2 separate regions of the Homo sapiens genome follow, and region 1 is linked to region 2. A link is a loop called in an ENCODE intact Hi-C map of the cell type or tissue named here. Cell type or tissue: ascending aorta. All regions are shown on one strand. Each heading gives the region's core, and the rest is flanking DNA. Links, peaks and the distances in the headings are about the cores only. Region 1 has its middle 100 kb from the start of LINC00870. Region 2 holds the start of LINC00877 (long intergenic non-protein coding RNA 877).

Region 1 (4,388 bases), core at 163-4,162, 150 kb after region 2:
CAAACTGTTTCACCAAGGGCTAAGGACTCCATTCCTGAGCTCAGTCCCCTATTTCTAGCACTCTTGATTACCTTTTTTTATTTTTTAAGAAAAAAAAGATAGTTCTTGTTCTCTTGGGAAGAGATGCATCTTGAATCTCTAACAAATAACTATTTAAGACCAGTGAGGGTCTAGAAAGGAAAGTGATGCCCATAGATGGACTCAGAACCAGCAGTCTACCAACAAGCCTCCTCCCCAGCAGTCTCTTCAAGCTGTGGCCATTTCTGTGAAGGAGGCTGAAGAGTAGCTCTTCACTCCGCAGAATTAATTACTGAGGACCACAGGCCTTGTCTACACTTGGCATAAAGAACAGTTTTTAACAAGTGATTGATTTCACACACACACACTTGCAGAAATCAGTCTCTCAACAGGCAGTCTCCTCCTCCTTTGCTGGTGAGAACATAAACTGGTGCGGGCTCTCTGGAGAGAGATTTGGCAGAATGGATGGAGAACCTTAACAGAGCTCATACCTTTTATTGCTACAATTTCCCTTCTAGGAATTCATGCACAAGAATGCTCATTCTAGCCTCATTCATATTAGGAGAAAATTAAAATCAACCTTGATGTCCAGCAATCAGGACTGAATAAATTATAGCATGTCCATTCAGTGGAAAATAATGCAGCCATTAAGCAAACATAAGGTATGTGGTAGACTGCAAAAATAGCCACAATTATTCCCTTCCCCTTATCCATGCCCCTTATAATGTGACTTTGCCACAATTCCCAAAAAGAGGTAGAGTCTATTTTGCACCTCCTGGCCATGCGAGTCACTTTGGTCAATAGAATATAGAGAAATTGACAGTCAGTGCTCCTGTCTTTAGACCTCAAGAAGCCATGAGCACTCCTGCACTCTCTCTCTCTCTCTCTCTCTCTCTCTCAGACTCTCTCTCTTCCCCCTCCCCACCCACCTTGCCTTCTCACTCTTGCTCTTGTTCCAGCTCTCAAAATCTTGACATTGACATGTGCACAAACCCAGCCTAGCCTACTGGAGGATGAGAGACCCCATGGAGGAGAGCTTAGCAGTCTCAACTGAGGCCATCTTCGATCTGACTCTAACCAGCTAACCCTCAAATACATAAGGGAGTCACCAAGTTCAGCAGAGCCACTCACCTGTCACACTTGATTATAGATACACCAATGAGCTCAGTCAAGATCAGAAGAGCCCTCCAGCTGACCAGAGGTCTCATAAGCAATAGCAAATTCTAAATGTTTTAAAATCAGCAGTTCTCAAAGCATGGTCTGGGATCTGGGAACTCCTGGGGAGTCCCTGAGGCCCTAGTAGAGGATCTGCAAAGTCCAAACTCTTTTGCTAATACTACTAACATGTTATTTGCCTTGTTCACTCTCAAGAGTGTACAGTGGACTTTCCCATAGGTTATATGATGTGTAATAACATTATTGCTGTGACAGTTAATAGAATACATGTGTGTGCATTCTTCATTCTAAAATTATCTCAGCTTTAATTTCCTATACAGTAAATATTGATAGATATAGCTGACCTAGCAAAAGTTCTTTGAGGTCCTTAATGACTTTACAAGTGTAAAAGTGTCCTGAGACCAAAAATGTTTGAGAACCGCTGTAAAACCATTGGGTTTGGGGGTAATTTGTATAAGACGTCTATACAAATATAAGCATGTAATCAAAATGTTAATAGTGATCATCTGTGGATGATGGGATTATGGGAAATGTGTATAGAGATTTTTCCCTTTTTTATACTTTATCTGTATTTTCCAACTTTTTATAAGAAATGTTTTGCTTATATGAGAAATATAGCTTTAAGATAAAGTTGACTGATCTGTATAATCTTTAGAAAGAAGAGAGAAACCTCTCTTGCTCTATGGGAAGGTCGCTCCTGTGGGAAGGTCTTGGCAGAAGGAAATAAACATGTTGAAGGCCATTCTCTGTAGCCCTGGTCACCTCCATCCAGCGAAAGTAGCAAAGGGACCCTGAATTTCCACCTCCTCCACTTCTAGAGGGCAGTTTGGTCAGCTTTCTCTCGCTGTCCTCTTTTCAAATAAGAAAAACAAGGACTCTAGTTCCCAATGTAAGGATCCACTCAGAGAAGCCCCCAAACAAGAAGTGAGCAAGAGCCATTTTCTATTCCTGCCTGTGAAGAACCTCTAGAAGTTGACTGCATTCCAGCAGCAGTTGCCTAGGGAACACCAGTGACAAAAAGGAGCCGTGAGGACACACTAAATAACTTTAGCAACTATTTGCATTTGGCAGATGTAGCCAAGGGCAGGGCCCTGCCTGGCTCCCTGTGGAAGCCGCAGGAGCCCCACAAGGAAGGGGGGGCCACTGGAACAGTCATAGGGGAGCAGGGAGGTGGGTGAAGAAGTGAGGGCCTTAACTCTTTCATTGCCCCTCCCCAAGCCTGCTGGGGCAAGGGTTTGTCCCAGAAGAGATCTCCTGGGCTTTGTGGAAACCCCAGAGAAAGTGCAGCCTCTTCCGGGAACTGGGTCCTCCCACACACCCACAGCCTACAGCCCCCCACCCACCCACCATGCCCCCCAGTCTTGCTTCTGCTTCCGCCACCAGGGAAGGCAGGTGACAGGATGGGCTGTGAGCTCCAGGCTCAGCCTTGCTGTGGCAGCTAATTGGGATGGTTTTTACCTGCCAGGTGAAAAGTCTGCCTGGGGAGGGGCAGTCAGCTCTCTGTCAACCCTGCTTCCTCTCTGTCTGCCAGCTCTCATTAGGACTAAGCCAGTCCCATGGAGCCCCAAGAGGAGAAGAGGCCAATGAGCCAAGCCGTTCCTGCCTGTGGCCTGGAAATCAGAGCTGCTTCGAGCAAGCTCTGCGCGGGCTCTTTAAGGTGAGCCCCAGTGCCTGGGCTTCCCACTCTCTGGGTGGGATGGAGACGAGACCGAAAATAGAAAGCAGCAGAGGCCCAGACCAAGCCTGGCTTTTCTCACTGCCCCCTTCAAAAAGTTCTGCTCAGATCAGATGATATCAGAAATGATTGGCGCCTTTATTTCCCCCCTTTGCTTCTAGTCCCCCACCCCCTTTCCAGTTTGACCACATCTGTAGGCTCTGTTGAAACAGAGCCAACATAAACAAAAACAAACTGAAACCCAGCAGCCAGCGAGGGCGGGATGTGCCACCCATCTGGGCAGGCCACGTGCAGGGCTGAGGACTGCCAAGGCACACCTCCTGCTGGTAAAAGGCACCGTGTGGAGTAATTAACCTCCAGGGCTTGGTGAGTGAAAAGCACCATGTAACCATGCTGGGTAATTGAAGAGGAAGAGAGGAGCGCTCTCCCGAGTGAACATTCAAATGTGTGCAGCTTGCTGGACCCTCTCAAGCAGGATGGCAGTCGGTTGGCCATGCCCCATAATGTGGCTGTCATCATTTGTCTTCCAAATTGTTGCCCAATCAGAATGGCTTCGGGACCCTTCGGCTTCTATGTATGCATATGTATAAAGAGACTTCTTAAAGCCATGCAGGATTTGTTGTTTTATTTTTTAGTGAGAATGTCCAGAGCTGGCGAAAGCAGAAGAGAAATAAACACTCCGGTAGTCTGCTGGTGAGGATGACAACTGGTCGACATTTCTAGAGGCCAGTTCCGGCTCCAACACTGCTTGCGTGTATCTGTGAAAGAGACCCAGGTGCCATGAGGCTAGGAAGGCTGGGATTTCGCAGCTCTTTGCACTGAAACTGCTGTTTCCTTGCTGGTGCTGCTGGAGATGAAAATCCACCATCCTCCAGAAACCCAAATCTCTCCTGGCACCAGCTCCCGGTGGCCAGCAAGTCCTATCATCAACTGGAAGAAATGAATGACATGCTCTCCGCATCACACTCACTTAGAGGGGTCACACAGCAAAGCTGCTTAAGCCCCTGAAGCATTTGAGTTTAGAGATGTCTCCCCTTCAGTTGACAGCTGTGACTTTCCAGAAAACACATATGCCACTGTGAGGTAGGGTAGTTTCTTGTATTCATTATACAGTACCCAGAGCTCCTCCCTGTGCTGTTTATGCTGTCAGATATCTTGTTTACCACGAAAGACACCATCCCCCATCATGGGGGTCCCCGAAACTGGACCACCATCCAAGCTATCTAAATTCATTAGTCCCAGTAGCATATGTCCAAACTCAAATGTGGATGAGTCAGGAGACTTCACTTCTTAGAGGCTGCAAATAGACAACCAGAAAAAGGATTCTCATCTAATTCTGTTCATCTGGTCGTTCAAATTCTGGTTCCTACTCCACCCAAAACACCATTACATGAGCCTGAGAAATGACTGGATTACACAGACAAATACATTCTCAATGCGTTCCTTGGGATTGTGGGATTAAGCTGATTTTCTGCCCTTCGCATCTTTCTTTGCAGTAAAGACTTTCTGCTCTTCCAAG
Region 2 (4,388 bases), core at 229-4,228:
CATACCCTTAAATTGACTCTCCCTGCTTTCCTGTCCTCTTTCCCTGCTCCCTCGCTCCGAGTCCTGAGACCAGCTCTGCCACAGGTTGGGTTCTCTGCAAGGAGACTCTGAGATGGAATATGGGGTGCAAGGTGTTTATCAGGGAATCAATGCCTGTGAAAGGAATGGGGAGGAAGTAGATTTGGGCAGAGGGAGAAGCTGAGATGTGATGCAGGGATGCAGGATCAGCCAAGCCTTGGGCAGCCCATCAGGTTGCTGGGAGCATGTCCTGAGTCTCCCATGGGATGAATGGCCAGGCTTCTGTGCCCCCATGCAGATGAGGATGTGGGCAGCCTAGGAGGGCGTGTTCCATGCTGTCTCTGTAGTTGAGGCAAATCCTGAAGGAGCCAACAGGGGGGCAATCAGTCCCTCCTGGAAGGGGGGCCTGCATGGGGAGCTCCACATTCACCATAAGCTCCCCAAGAAACAGGCTGCCCTCACATCCTTTCTGGGGCTCTGCTTTTGGGAGAGCCCAGATAAAGACACTGGGTGAGGTACTGCCAGGGTCAGCGTCCCAGGGCACAGAGAGGATAGAGAAGGGCAGAGAACAGATTTGGGGCTTGAGGGCAGCACATCCATTCAACAAGCACAGCTGACATCCAGTGCTGGAGGCCCAGAGGTGCCCAGTGTGTGCAAGACTGCCCTCCTGCCTCCTCACTGAGTGGACACCCTCCCCCTCTTCCAGCACTCAGAGGACCCCGCCCAGGAAAGCCTTCCTGCTTTTACTAGGGAGGAACAGAAACTGCTTGATCTCCCCGACAAGCGCCACCTGAGCTAGAGGGGAGTAAAATCTACCCTCATTTGGGGACCGTCTCATTTACATCTTTTACAACGTTAAACAGAAGAAAGCATCACTTAGCAGGTGCCCACCCTGATATCCAGCACCACCCTTTGCATTTGCTGTGATTACCTCCTTTAACACAGGTGGAAAATGTGACTCAGAGAGGTTAAGTAACTTACCCAAAGTCACACAGCCAAAACCCAACAGAGCCAGGATTTAGAGACATTCTGATTGACTTCATATTCCATGTAGATGGCACTATGAGGCACTGTCTCAGAAAGTTTTCTGCACACGTATTCCCCCATCCTACTCCCCAAGGCAAAGCAGAAGGCTGGGCTCTGGGTTTTTCTGGCTTGGGATGCCTTAATCAGACCTCCAGCCCAAGCCAGTTTTCAGCGGCTTCTCCCGCGTTCCCAGCCTGTCTTCAATCACGCCGCAGCAGCCCCTACCTTGTTCATCACCGGCTTTCCTTCTCGTGCCTCCTCTAATTTTGCTCCATATCCTTTATGATGAACCATTGCATGGAGGGTGATTTACAACCTCCACTCTCATCTGCCTAGGGTTTAAAAAAAAAAAAATAGAAGAATTAAATTGGATCAAGCGCTCCAAGATCCTGTCTCTGACTTCAGCCTCTCTCGTTTACCCAGTGATGCATCACGCTGTGTTCTAATGGCTTCCTAATGGGCAACTTAATCTGTCATTAAACCCACTCACCAAGCGCCCCTTGCCAGACTCCTCGGCCATTGGTCTGCTTGCTGAGCCACGGCGTCTGTGGGGTGGCCCCGTCCTCAGATTGGCAGGGGTTCTAAAAGGAAGCGTATCCTTTCGTCTGGGGTCCCAGGCTCAAATGCCGACGGGGCCAGAGAGGTAAGAAAGGTGAGCAGGGCTGGGGGCTGGGACTCTGCGGCCGTCTAACGGGCAGCCCCTGCTCGGCCCCCCTCATCGCTGACTTATGGGGATCTGGGCCCAGAACTTCCCATTTCTTGACACAAGTCGGAGATGTAGAAGTGTATGTATAATCTTCCCCTTTTAAAAATGTCAGCATCTATTTAAAAACATTTTTTTTAAACACTGGGCAGGCCAAATAAAACATGGCAGCCGGCAGCTTTGGTCCCCACTGTCAACTCCTTCTCAGAGAGACCCCGAGATACCCCCCTGTGCTGCTCCCAGTCCCGGAGATTTCCTACAGCTCTGCTCAGCACGGGTAAGAGAATAATAAATCGGTCACTTCACTATCCAATTAGCAGCTGTTGCTCCCCGCTGGAGGAAGAAAACAAACAGGAAGACCCTGCCCTGTTTTGTTTAGGATCAAACTCGCCTCTGTACCACCTACCGGAGGGACTCTGGGGTTTGAGTTCTGGGGACAAGCGCGTGCCCCTGCCTCCGAATGAGCTCCTTTTACGTGTGAGTCCTGGGCACAAAACCACAGCCACCACAAGCCGCGGATGCTTCCCCAGCGGGCCCCGCGAAGGGAAACTCCGTGCAGGGGCAAAGCTGAGTTTTGCAACCAGTGAGCGGGAGCCCGGGGGGCGTGGCCAGGCTGAGGGGATGCGTTGTCCTGGTAACCCGTAACTTCCAGAACCATCCATCCTCTGGGGACTTCCTCTATGGGGCTGAAGGGCTTTCTTTCAGTCTCTCCTCAAGCCCTGTCAACATCACAGCAACATATTCCCTTAAATTCCTGAAAAGGTGCCACACTTGAGAGGCAGTGTAGAGTGTGAACCCTGGAGCCAGACCACACAGGATTAGGTGAAAGGCACTTAGCTTCCGCGGGAGCTGGAGCAAGACATTTAACCCCTCCAGCCTCAGTTTTCTTATCTGTCAAGTGGAGATCATAGTTGTGCTGACCCTGAAGGTGAAGATTAAATCAGTTAACATACGTAGCACATCCCCTGTAGTTCCTAGGGCAGGGTAAGTGCTATGTAAGTGTCAGGAATGGTAATAATAATTTGGGGGAGCATCCGCTGTCCTCTTAGCTCTGAGAGATAGAGGCTCATCAATCTATGGGATCTCACATTAAGACATAGTTGAGCTGTCTCTGGGATGCCAAACTCCTAGAGTTTATCACTTCCCCCCTCTCCATGTATTGTATCCTCTCCCCTCCATCAACTCTTTGGAACTGTGGAAAGTTCTACCCCTTTCCAAACCCAACTCCAACGATACTCCTTCATACCACACACAATGTTCTTCACCCTCCTCTGAACTCATTTTATGCTCTATTGGCACACACACAAGAGCACTTATCACCATTTGCCTTAGACAGTAGCTATGTGTGGATACGATTTATCTCACTGGAGACCGTGACCTCATCTTATTTTTTATATCCCCCGTCGCACTGTGTCTTCGACATAATAGGTGTTAAGTCAATATTTGCTAAAGATATGTTAAGTGAATAAATGAATTAGATTCCCTGAAACAACCAGGGAGATTCACCTGGAGGAAGTCTGAAGTTTGAGAGCTTAGAACTCTCAGAATGGACTTGAACTTGGCCAAGGAAATCTCAGGGGCTATCAATAATAAGCAATAATTATAATAAATAAGAAAATACTAGCATTTATTGTGTGTCTGCTGACTGCCAGATGCTGCTCTAAACTATTGACACGGACTATTTTCTGGAATTTTCACACCTGTCTGGTGAGGTTTGTTCTACTTTTGTCATCTCACAATCCCAGCCAAGGATGCTGCAGTTTAGGGGAGTGGAGTAATGTTCCTAAGACACAGCTGGCCAGTGGCAGAGTACGGATTTGAACCAGGTAATTTGGTTCCCATGGAAGCAAATATTTGAGCGCATACACTTAATTAGGGAAGTGGCCCTAGGGAGCACTGGTAGGGGGATGAGGAAGTGAAACGGAGGGAAGGAAGTAGAGTGAGAGTTTGTTCACAAGCAGGTCATCTCTGTGTGCAATGAAGCTCATTCCCACTGGGGACTACGGGGAGACTGCAGAATAGAACCTGCCTCAGAGCCATCATCCCAGAGGCTAGGGAGCATGGGCATTTACCCAATTCCCTTCATCTTTGGTTGGGGCTGCTCTTGGGGACAACCCCAGGCACTTCCAGCCTGGCCAGTGCATGGACTGAGCATGCTCCTGTGGCCAGAGACAGCCCCAGACAGAGTGACAGGTTTCTTCAGTAAGAAGCTGGTGTTGCGTACAGCAATGGTGAATGCCAAAGGCAGGAGATAGGGGGCCAACACCATCTTCTACATCAGGGGGCTGGTTCCAGAGGCATTCCTCTTTCCACCAGCCCGCAGTCCAGCTCTGCTCACAAACAGATTCCTTCCTTCCCTCCCTCCCTCCCTCCCTCCCTCTCTCTCTCTCTCTCTCTCTTTCTTTCCTTCTTTCACAGAGTTTCACTCTGTCACCCAGGCTGGAGGGCAGTAGTGCGATTTTGTCTGCCTCCCGGGTTCAAGCAATTCTTGTGCCTCAGCCTCCCGAGTAGCTGGGATTGCAGGTGCCCCGCCACCATGCCCAGCTAATTTGTGTATTTTTAGTAGAGACAAGGTTTTGCCATGTTGTCCAGGCTGGTCTCGACCTCCTGAGCTCAAGCAATCCACCCATCTCGGCCTCAC

The links. Hi-C counts contacts between places; a loop is a spot of excess contacts. Peaks named below come from ENCODE experiments on the same cell type or tissue, not always from the same donor. Only the 100,000 strongest peaks of a DNase experiment are listed, where the experiment ranks them.
Region 1: it touches region 2 in a loop (2.2-fold over the local background); 5 of 110 quality-filtered maps call a loop at or near these places.

What each region holds. Positions count from the first base shown.
Region 1 is chr3:72,253,143-72,257,530 of GRCh38, forward strand. No RefSeq gene overlaps it. Among named protein-coding and RNA genes, the nearest start is that of LINC00870, 100 kb to the left of the region's middle. In ascending aorta, for the core only: no CTCF peak of the experiment used is centred there; DNase peaks (open chromatin) are centred at 2,279 and 3,143.
Region 2 is chr3:72,098,635-72,103,022 of GRCh38, forward strand. LINC00877 (long intergenic non-protein coding RNA 877) reads right to left here and starts at 1,821. Exons shown (of 7, transcript NR_104116.1): 1 at 1,535-1,821; 2 at 1,270-1,376. RefSeq lists an enhancer at 1,099-1,939. In ascending aorta, for the core only: no CTCF peak of the experiment used is centred there; a DNase peak (open chromatin) is centred at 2,307; H3K4me3 peaks cover 1,418 bases.